Linked DNA regions of Homo sapiens: region 2 is linked to region 1. Evidence: chromatin contacts called from ENCODE Hi-C data. All regions are on one chromosome and are shown on one strand. The core of a region is the stretch at or near the end of the contact, and the rest is flanking DNA. Distances in the headings are between cores, read along the strand shown. Region 1 overlaps HMCN1 (hemicentin 1). Region 2 overlaps CBSLR (CBS mRNA stabilizing lncRNA).

What was found. A loop is a pair of places that touch in the nucleus more often than their neighbours do. Pooled maps may share reads with other maps.
Region 2: a pooled map shows a loop between it and region 1 (14-fold over the local background). The contact joins two enhancer-like sites. A Hi-C loop is called at or near these places in 4 of 37 single-sample maps with no recorded cell type and 4 of 50 pooled maps.

What each region holds. Positions count from the first base shown.
Region 1 is chr1:186,079,543-186,084,865 of GRCh38, forward strand. It overlaps HMCN1 (hemicentin 1), which reads left to right. Exons shown (of 107, transcript NM_031935.3): 56 at 1,665-1,852; 57 at 3,323-3,419. Among named protein-coding and RNA genes, the nearest start is that of PRG4, 210 kb to the right of the region's middle. Within about 2 kb of position 2,874, at least 10 of the 41 ENCODE cell types and tissues checked have a DNase peak (open chromatin) inside an H3K27ac peak, as active enhancers do.
Region 2 is chr1:185,336,793-185,342,115 of GRCh38, forward strand. The region is part of intron 1 of CBSLR (CBS mRNA stabilizing lncRNA); the gene reads left to right. Among named protein-coding and RNA genes, the nearest start is that of CBSLR, 22 kb to the left of the region's middle. Within about 2 kb of position 2,104, at least 12 of the 41 ENCODE cell types and tissues checked have a DNase peak (open chromatin) inside an H3K27ac peak, as active enhancers do.

The sequences.
Region 1 (5,323 bases), core at 1,624-4,123:
GCATCAATCCCACTGAGTCATGCAGGCCTGGATGTCTGCCTCTGCCTATTCCTTGACCAAACACATCCATGTACCTTACAGGCCTAAATTTGGAAAGAGTTTAATTTAGGGTGAGTAGAAGGAGTTGATAATATAGGTAGGGAAAGATTGCGATTCAGTGAAATTGAAATGAAACTATGGGATTGGATGGTCAAGGGTAGATGTTCATGCCTCAGGCTGTTATTTTCAATTAGGAAGTCAGCAAGCAAGTTGGAGATGAGTTTAGAAGGTGGAACAAAGCAAGAAAATTAACTGGTCCCCAAATTCTGAGTTAGGGCTGTTTCAAGTCTGCTGCTCACCTCCCAGGTGCAGGGAGGGCCACTGAGAACAATTCTGAGTGGTGTAACCCACTAGTAGGGTGTGGCAGCTGGAGCAGGTGGAAGCAAAGAGCTGAGGTGGGGGCCTCTGCATGTCAGTGCCTGAATCTCCTAGCCCTCCTAATGCTTCAGCTCTTGATTGGTTTTCTTGATGTTGGGTGGTGATAGTCTCATTTAATCTAAAACTCAAGTTTATTATTTAGTAATCTGCAGTTCAAATTATACATTTTATATTATCTGAAGTATAATAAAATCAATCACGTAGCTTTGAATGTGAAAGTACGCATTCAAAATAACATTGAAATTCTATTGTGTGCTTTGTGGCATTGAGTATTTTCTTTACAAACTTTCAGTTTAGTTGTTGGAAACCCAGATACCACAAGATAGCATCTACATCAACTTGCAGTCTTCACTGATTGCTAAAGATAAGGTATATTTTTAAAGTGGGGGGGAAATAAGCTTTCAAAACAAAAATGATTATTTTAAAAATCAATTTCTACATTTACCAAAGCAGTCAACATGTGTTCCTAGTTCATTTAACATTTTCATTTTTAAAATTCTATGGGTAACGTGATTTTTCATAACTAATGTGTAGCTGGATTCTATAGTATTGTTTTCAACAAGAATGAACACATGTAGAAAAATCTAGAGTGGGACTTCTCAAACTTTAGCATACATAAAGATCACCTGAAGAGCTTGTTAAGACACAGATTTATTGGCCCCTTCTCAGAGATGCCTATTGAAGTTAGTTGGGGCCCAAGAATTTGCATTTTTAACCAAGCTCGCAGATGATGCTGATGCTGATACCACTGGTGCTGAGGCTGGGAAACACACTTTGAATCACCCAGGCAATTCCTTTCCAAATAAGGCCAAATCTGAACATTTCAATTACACTTTAAAAGGTGTAATTTTTCTGTCCCCTCTGGATGACCATATAGACTTAAATATCTATTTATACAGATGCTTCTTATATGTCTGCTTGAAAACTCAGAAGGTATAGTGGGAGGGGCTGAGAGAGAAGTAAAAGATATATTGGAGAAGAATTGAGATTGGGCTAAAGGGGAATGATACTATCTGAGGGATTAGTCTAGCATAAGTGAAGAGAGGGAAGAGAATAAAGCCAAATTCAAATACTGTTTTCACCACCCCAATTTATTAGTATAAAATGTTACCTGGGGATCATATAGTTTCTCCTTCAAGTTTTGCTTCTCTATTATTATCCCAAAGTTTTTAAAGCTGTCAGAAAATTAGCATGATTTAGAAAAGACTGTTGCCCATTTTTCTCCCTTTGTTGCAATCCTTTGTTAGTGCCGCCAATTATCAAGGGAGCAAATAGTGATCTCCCTGAAGAGGTCACCGTGCTGGTGAACAAGAGTGCACTGATAGAGTGTTTATCCAGTGGCAGCCCAGCACCAAGGAATTCCTGGCAGAAAGATGGACAGCCCTTGCTAGAAGATGACCATCATAAATTTCTATCTAATGGACGAATTCTGCAGGTAAAAGTAAAGAAAGATCTAATTTTAAAAGAGCTATTTGACTTTGCACTTTGTAATAATTGTTTTTGACTTTTAAAAATAATTTTTATTAGCTTGTAAATATTATATTTGTAAAAATAACCAACCATCAAAGGTATATATAATAAAATTCTTCTTCCTCATTCTATTCCCACTACCAGAGGTTACCACTGTTAATAGTTTTGTGTGGATTTTTCCAGAAATGTTCTACACACACCTCAATTGACTACAATATGGCCTTTCTGATAAAAATTGTATTATAAACAAATCATTATTGCAGTCCTTTCCATTATATATTTCTGTTGGTAAAATTCTAAATGGTAGGAAGTTCCCTATATATTTAAATTTGTATGTAGGCAAAAGGTTGATAATAATAAAAATTATGAAAATCACATACATATCCTGGATTGTTGTTTACCAATGGTGTGTCCATATTCTTCTTTTCACATGTCCTGAAAGAAAAGCACTTGTAGAAATAATACCAATTCTTTTGTTAGGATACAATTTGATAAATTACTTCTTGAGCAAAATAAATAATATTCTATTGGCTCAAGAATCCAAGCATAACCTTCAGTGTATCCAACATAGGACATATCTCATGGAATTCCTTATTCAAAAGAGAAAGAGGTTTATTACTTATAAATAACCTTAAATTTTCAAAGTATCTTCTAAATATTGTGACTATTTCTATGTGATAATCATATAACCTCTACCAAAATACTTCAATGGTTCTGTGTCCAAGTCCAAAAGATATATAGTTGGATAGAAATTTCTATGTAATAAAATGAAGAAAACATAATTGTTATATTAGCTGCATAAAACAAACCACTCCAAAACTTAATGACTTGAAACAGTAAGCATTTATTTAGCTCACAAGCCTGCTGGTTTGCTAGATGATTCTTCCGGATGTGGCCTTGGCTGGGATCGCACACATATCTGGGGCCTAAGTTGCAATAAACTGTGATGATTCCTCCCCAAGTGATCTCTACCCTCCAGCAGGCTAATCCTGGCTTCCTCACATGGTGCTGGCAGAGTTCCAAAAGAGTGAGCACGAGTGAACAGGCTTCAGTTTTGAAATGACAGTCACTTCCGTCACGCTCTGTTGACCAAAGCCAGTCACAAGACCAACACAAATTCTACTTCCTGATGGGAGGGGTGTCAAAGTCACAATGCCAGAGGCAGAGAGAGAGAAATGGGAGAATAATTTGGGACATTTTTTTTCTAGTCAACATACCACAAATATGTATAGAATTACCTCTCCTGATTAAAAATCTTAGTAAATATTTATTTGATTTACCTAATAAAAGCTAGCATCAGCACTAGTATGTACAACATTTTTTTCTATCTGGTATTAAATAGAAATAATATATATTATTTATTCTAAAAAATAGACAAATATGACAAGTTGCTTTATTCAAAATTTTATTTGGAATTTCTTCATTTTTCCCTTAGATTCTGAATACTCAAATAACAGATATCGGCAGGTATGTGTGTGTTGCTGAGAACACAGCTGGGAGTGCCAAAAAATATTTTAACCTCAATGTTCATGGTAAGAGCTCAGTTCCAAAACCATCTGTTAGGGTATGCTTGGAAAAGCAGAAAATTTCTGTTTTAGATTATGTAGGCTTATTTTGTATTTTTTAACTTAAACAATGTGAGGAGCCTATACTCATTCAATCCCCTCTCTTCTTTCTTTCCACGATGGCTAGTAGGATTTATAAAGCATAAAACTTCCAGGAACACAGTTTTTATATTACTTCAGTGTCTCAAGAGAAAATAACTACTCCTGCATATTTGAAAGGAAAATCAGAATTTAAAATATTAATGATTACAAGTTTATGAAGTTAGAAGCAAATACAGGTCTCCTACTCATAAAAATCTATCCACTAGTCATGATTGGAATTGGTTTCTGTCCTTAAGTGCAGAATTCATGTTGAGCTATGTCCTCTAGTAACTAATATACTCCCTGGAGAAGAAAAAGTCACTTTGTGGAGTTAAATAATTCCTTTAAAACCACCAGCACACCTAATTCATTCATCAAACTCTTTTAAATACATGCTAGACACTCCATAAATACCACTTTTTGCTAAAAAAAAAAAAAAAAAAGTAGTTGAATATCTACTGCAAAAGAGTAGTTTTATTTTGTGAGATGCTGGTGCCTCCAGAATATTAACTTGGAAATGGTGGATAATCATTATAAAAGATCTCCTTTACATACATAATACACACATAAAATTCTAGCTCATTTTGGAAGTAACTGAAATTTGAAATGTCATGAAAAATTTCTGCCTTCTAAAGGACTTTTATGTAGTATGATAAATATTCTTCTTTGGTGTGATATGTAGTGAGTATTGGTATCTAGCAGTATTTGGTGTTTGTGTAATAGATATTTAAAACACTTTTATCTTTTTAATTCCCGTTCTTAGCACAGTGAGTAACACACTGTAGATGCTTAATAAGTGTCCTTGAAGTTTTTTGAATGGATAAATCTAACCAGAGCAGGAACACATGTGTTATGAATTCTCAGGAAGAATGAATTAATTAAACAAACATAATCATTGTGAAAGCACACATTCTAATCTGTAAAGTGCAGTAAATATTGGAAAATAAAATACTGATTAGTTTTCCTGATTGCTCAAGGCAAAATTCATTTTTCCTTCTCTATGTCAGAAAAGCATCTTGTAAATACCCCAATTGTAGCAGTTCCATATGTTGCCTTGTGTTATCTTCATATATCTGTATCTATGCCTCTATCCCATAACTTTATTGTAAGTGCTCTAGACAGATGGCCATATCTTACTTATCTTGGTCTCCCTAAACCTAGAATGGTGTCTATAGTTGTGGTAGTTGCTAAATAAATGTTTTCTGCATGTTTATTATATTTTCTTCATAATCATTGCCTCTTTGCAATGTACAGTAGAAACACCTGAAGTGGGACAGTGACTTGTGAGGAAGTAATCACTAGTGTTTTACCAATAAGGATTGGAGTTCAGAAATGTGTTTCTTCTTTCACCAGTTAATGATGTCTTGAGTTCCTGACTGCAATCAGGAACTCATTACTTAAATGTTGGAAAATTCATTTGAGGGGAAATAATGTAAATTATTTTCATGTAAAACAATACCATTTGTTATCTCCCTCTACAACTCTGCTTGCTTCTTTTGTACTCCTTCAGTCTGTTGGCATCTTAGGTTTTAGCTCTTTTCACTTTCCTTCATGGCCAGCTTAATTTTTGTGGAACAGCATTTCAGTCACTTCTCTTAGCCCATATCTTCTCATCACTCTTGCTCAGTAAAAGCTGAGCAACATATAACATATGTTATATGTCCTTGTTGCATATAACAACAAGGACAACAAACTGACTGCTTGAAACCTACCAGGTGCTGTGCCAAATGTTTTATATAGGTTATTTCACTTCATTATCTCAATAACCATATGTGCTTGCTACCATTTTA
Region 2 (5,323 bases), core at 854-3,353, 740 kb before region 1:
CAGAAGGTTCCCAAGGTTTGTCAGACAGCGATTTGAATTTCTGTGGTCTCTCTGGCTACCTTGTGGTATTTCTGGTGCCCTGTGGCTCTTGGCATAGGCACTATAATGATGCTAGTCCTTCACCCCTCATTTGTCTGTCTGAAAACTGTGCTGGTTTGAGATGTTTCCCACAGATATCTGGGTGATGTGGCTCCATGTTTTTTACCAGCACTATTTGTAAGCCATTTTTCCCCTGACAGGGACACAGCTTCCTGAAGATTGGGCTGGGAACAATCTAACTCCATTCAAAATCACCTTTTCCTTAAGAAGACCTGTGCTTGTCATTAAATCGTGTGTATAAGCTGGTGTAGACCTTTCAGTTAAGTTCCTTAGACCAATAGTCTTCAAAGTTTTTGCTCTCAAAAGCTTTAAAAGACTTGTAAAACTTAGTATCTCTTTGCAGATTTTCAAGTCAACATGAACATATTGTGTAAAGGATCTATTTTATGTTGTCAACAGACAAAATTACAACAAACAGTTTAAATAGCTCAGTTGGCTGTATTGTAGTTCTAGAATTGGGCAACACTTCATTCCATAAAATATAATAAGTGTTCTGATGAGCTGAGCAGAAGGAGTTAGCTTTGTAGGCAGAGGACGGCTGAAGAAAGCAGAAACGAAGAGAGCAAAGAGGATATTAGTCATTCCACAGCTACTTTTCTGTAAGGCAGGACAGGGAAGCAGAATAATAGAAAAAAATGTGGCTCCCATCTATAATCCCAGCTACCCAGGAGGTTGAGGTGGGAGGATCACTTGAAGCCAAGAGTTCTAGGCTACAGCAAGCTACGATCATGCCACTGCACTCCAGCCTGCGTGACAGAGCAAGAACCCCTGTTAAAAAAAAAAGAAAAAAGAAAAAAGAAAAAAAGAGACAGAGAACTGATTAGTTAACATCAGGCTACTTCTTTTGTGTGTGTGTGTGTTTTTTCAAATTTACTAAGTAATGAAACAAAAGATCCAACAGTTCTTACATAGCCTTTATTTAAAAAAAGAAAAAAAGATAAATTGTCTTGAAACTACTCCTAAGTATTTTGAAAAACATTTCCTTTTAAAAGTAGCTGGCCAAGAATCCAGAAAACCTTTTCATTTTAGAGAATCTTCCTCTCTCTTGCTTTTCTGTTCTCTTACCTGATGTCAGTCATTTTGTTTTTCCTGGGCAGTCAGAAATCAGTTTTTACTTTGGAACTAAGACACTCATTTTTGGCTTTAAAAATTGTTAATTATATTGTTCGGTTTTGGGTACTATCTTTGGGTAAGTTGACAATTTCTAGGTTTTTTGTTAATTAAAAATTTTTAGTTTTACTACCTCTGTATCTACTTGCGTAAAAAAGGATAGTATCTAATTATATTTTAACTTACCACTTTTTAAAACTTTTAACTGTTTATATGTGTAAGGATTTAAGTAGAAGTTTTTCGTACTGATTGAAGATTTAAACTGGCTTGTTTGGAAAATCAGCTGTTACCTCTTTCTCCTGATTTCTCAGAAGGTCAAATAAATACTTAGTTTGAGTTTGGTAGAAGTGAACTTTAGTATGAGTGATCCCATTCTGATTTTTTATCTGGTCTGTTGAGGCCTGGTGCAGAAACTTAGTCCAAAACAATGGCCTCTTGTGATTTTTATTTAACAGTATTATCTTCGTGCTTTAAATACCTTTTCCTTAAAATCACAGAGTTTCAGATTTGTCTCAGGTCAGAAATTGTTCATAGAGCAAATTATCTGCATCAAATTACACTGGCTGTTTCTGTCAGGAAAAAGTTGACTTTATTTATTTATTTTTACTGAAAATAAATGTGATTACATGCATGTCTGTGCAACCTCACTTCTGAATGTAAGAGACACAATGTTGGGGAGGGTGGGAGAGAAAATCAGGGTAAAGGCATGGAGCCTTGCTTTGGCTTTCTTCACCTTGCCCTACCTCTCCCGAAATCTCCATTCCCTGGTCCCTCTGCTTGGTGGCCCAGAGGTGTTTACCCCTGGAGCAAGCACACAGGAAGCTTAGGTCCCAGTGGGGCTTTGCCTTCCCTTTCTTTTACAAAATGGTTGCAGGGCCTTTGGTTGCGAGAGAGGATGTGGGAAAGGGAACCACAGGCCGCTGCAGACTTCTCTTCTGTAGAGCAGTGTTATGAGAGGACACGTGGGAGCTGGGGATTTGAACATTGCTTCTGTTTAAGCTATCCATGCCTGTGAACCCTTGGAAGGTCTTTATATCCCCAGAGTTATGAGTACCCCAGTTTGAAGACCACTTCTTTAGACCCCTCCACTTACTCCAGTTGAGTCTGGGATGTGCCCACGCAGATCTGATTGCAGCTCTTAGATTAGGCCTTCATGTTTGTTGAATATTTACAATGTACCAAGTGGCTTACCTTTATAAGTTTGTCTTCCTGAAGACCTTGTTACAGATAACTCAGGTAGCAGAAGACTCAGGAGCCAGACTGGGATACTCCTAATCCCTAAATTAACTTTTGTTCCTGCCACAAAAACTTTCTTAGTTGCATAAGACATGGTCAGCTGAGCTCGTGGATTGAAAGGAGGATCTGAAAGGAAACCTCAGCGTTTGTAGACCATTTCCTGCTTGTGGTTTCCAACTTAATGAGAGAAACAGTGCCTTTTTACAGCCATATCTGTAATAGTGCCTTTTTAGGGCTGTATCTGTGCTACTGAGTCTCCCCTTGACGAAAACTTAGTCAGGCTTCTGTGACCTTGGGCAAGTCCCCCAAGTGTCCAATTTTAGCAAGAATCCTGCTGAATCAGTTTAGCCAGAATCTCCCACCTTAATATCTGATCATCCTCAAAATCTGATCAACATTCTCATCCTCCACCATCCACTACGTAACATCAGATCACCCTGACCTGCCTTCAGCAAGAATCCCATTATGTTTGTTTAACTAGAGAATCCCCTTACCCTTGATGCTTTCTCTTGGCAATTTTCCATCCACCTACTCCTGCACTGTGCTCCCTGTCTATAAATTCCCCCTTTTTCTTGTTGTACTTGGAGTTGAACCTGATCTCGTTCCCCTGATAACAAAAACCTCATTGTAATAGCGCCCGCCATCCTGCCCCGCTTGAATAGTCTTCCTTACCATCTTTAATAAGTGTCATGAATTTTTTTTTCTTTAACACTCTTGTAGGGCTTTAGATAACCTTGGAGGCAATTTCATTTACTTAGATCTGCATATTATTTTGATGTGGTAATTTATAAAACACAGACTTGGTATCTTTGTGTTGCTGTAAAGCAATACCTAAGGCAGGGTAACGTATAAAGAGGTTTATGTGGCTCACGGTGCTGCAGACAATACAAGAAGCATGGCGGCAACATTTGCTTCTGATTAGGGCCTCAAGAAACTTCCACTCATGGTGCAAGGTGAAGGGGAGCCACCATGTAGAGATAACATGGTGAGGAGGAAGCAAGAAAGAGGGAGAAGGTGTCGGGTCCTTTTCTAACAATTAGCTCTCAGGGGAACTCTTGCTGGAATTCTTGTAGTAACTGATAGAATAACTCACTACTGTGAGGATGACACCAAGCCATTTGTGAGGGATACATCTCCATGATCCAAATACCTCCCATTAGGCCCCACTCTGACGGGGGGGATCAATTTCAGTATGAGGTTTCGAGGGTCAAACATTCAAACGATAGCACTTGGTAATTCATAAAACAATTTTCTAGTTTTTTAAATTTACTAAGTAATGGAACAAAAGAGCCAGCAGTTCTTTCATAGCCTTTATTTTAAAAATTGTCTTAAAATTACTCCTAAGGATTTTGAAAATCATTTCCCTTTAAAAATAGCTGGCCAAGAATCCAGAAAAACTTTTCATTTTAGAGACTCTCCCCCCGTCTTGCTTTTCTGTTCTCTTACTTGATGTCAGTCATTTTATTTGTTTTTCCTGGGCAGTCAGAAATCAGTTTTTACTTTGAAATTAAGACATTCATTCTTTTGTCTTTAAAAAAACGTTAATTATATTGTTTGGTTTTGGGTAGTATCTTAGGTTAACTTGAAAATTTCTAGGTTTTTTTGTTAATTAAAAAGTATTAATTTTACTGCCTCTATCCACTTGCATAAAAAAGGATAGTATCTAATTACATTTTAGCTTCCCACTTTTTAAAACTTTTAACTGTTATTTTATTTTACTTTTAAAGGTAGAGTCTGTGTTGTGCGGGCTAAAGTGCAGTGGCTATTCACGGTGTGATCATAGTGCTCTATAGGTTCAAATTCCTAGGCTCAATTGATCCTCCTGCCTCAGCCTCCTGAGAAGGTGGGACTACAGACACATACTGCCATGCCTATATTTATTTTTTAACCACTTTTTAAAAATTGAAATATAACTCACATAGGATTAAACCTTTTAAAATGTACAATTTGGTGGTTTTAGTATACTGACTTTCTTTTAAGATAGCATTGTCAAAGACAAAATTTCAACAAATTTAAATGATTGAACTGGCTTTTATTGCAATTCTTGAATCAGGTGTTATCTAATCTAAAAATAGATGCTAAGCTGGGCAAGGCAGAAAAATCTGTTTTTATAAAGGTAGTTTGATCAGGAACAAGGAAACAGCATAATAAAACTCAGACTCATAGGTTAACACCAGATTACTTCAGGTTACTTTCTTTGTAAGAGTTAAAAACAGGGAATTTCCTTATGCTGGCTAAAACTGGCCTGTTTGGGAATTTGGCTATTCTCTCTCTCTCTCTCCTGATTTCTCTGAAGGTCAGATAAGCAACTTAGTTTTGATTTGGTGGCATGGAACTTTAGCATGAGTGACTCCATTTTGGTTTGGTCTGTTGGGGCCTAGTGCAGGAACTTAGCTCAAAACAATGGTCTTCCATGAATTTTGTTTAACAGCACCTAGGACTAGTGTTTAAAAGTATGGATTTCTGCAGTAAAGTTCTTTACATATTGTAGGGGCAGAAAGAAAGCTTCCTCTTCACCCACTGAAAGTTTGCTGAAAATGAACTGACAAAAGTCAGAATAGGAGAAAAAGGCATACAAAATTCATTTGACGTGCATAGACATGGAAGCCAAACACACAGTATGAGACTCAAAGAGGGGCCAGATGGTTGAGGCTTAAATACTCTCTTCATAGGGGAGTGATGTATGAACCCAGGAGGCAGACATTATTTTGTAAATGATTCTCTCTGGAAGCTAGATGGGACAAGTTATGGGAAAGTGAGGGAAGAACTGCACAGGAACAAAGTTTGTCTTATGCAGGTAAAGTCCCCCAGGTAATTGCTAGGAACTGCCTCAGAAGAATAGATTAAAAGTCTGTCTGGGCATGGTGACAACTCCCAC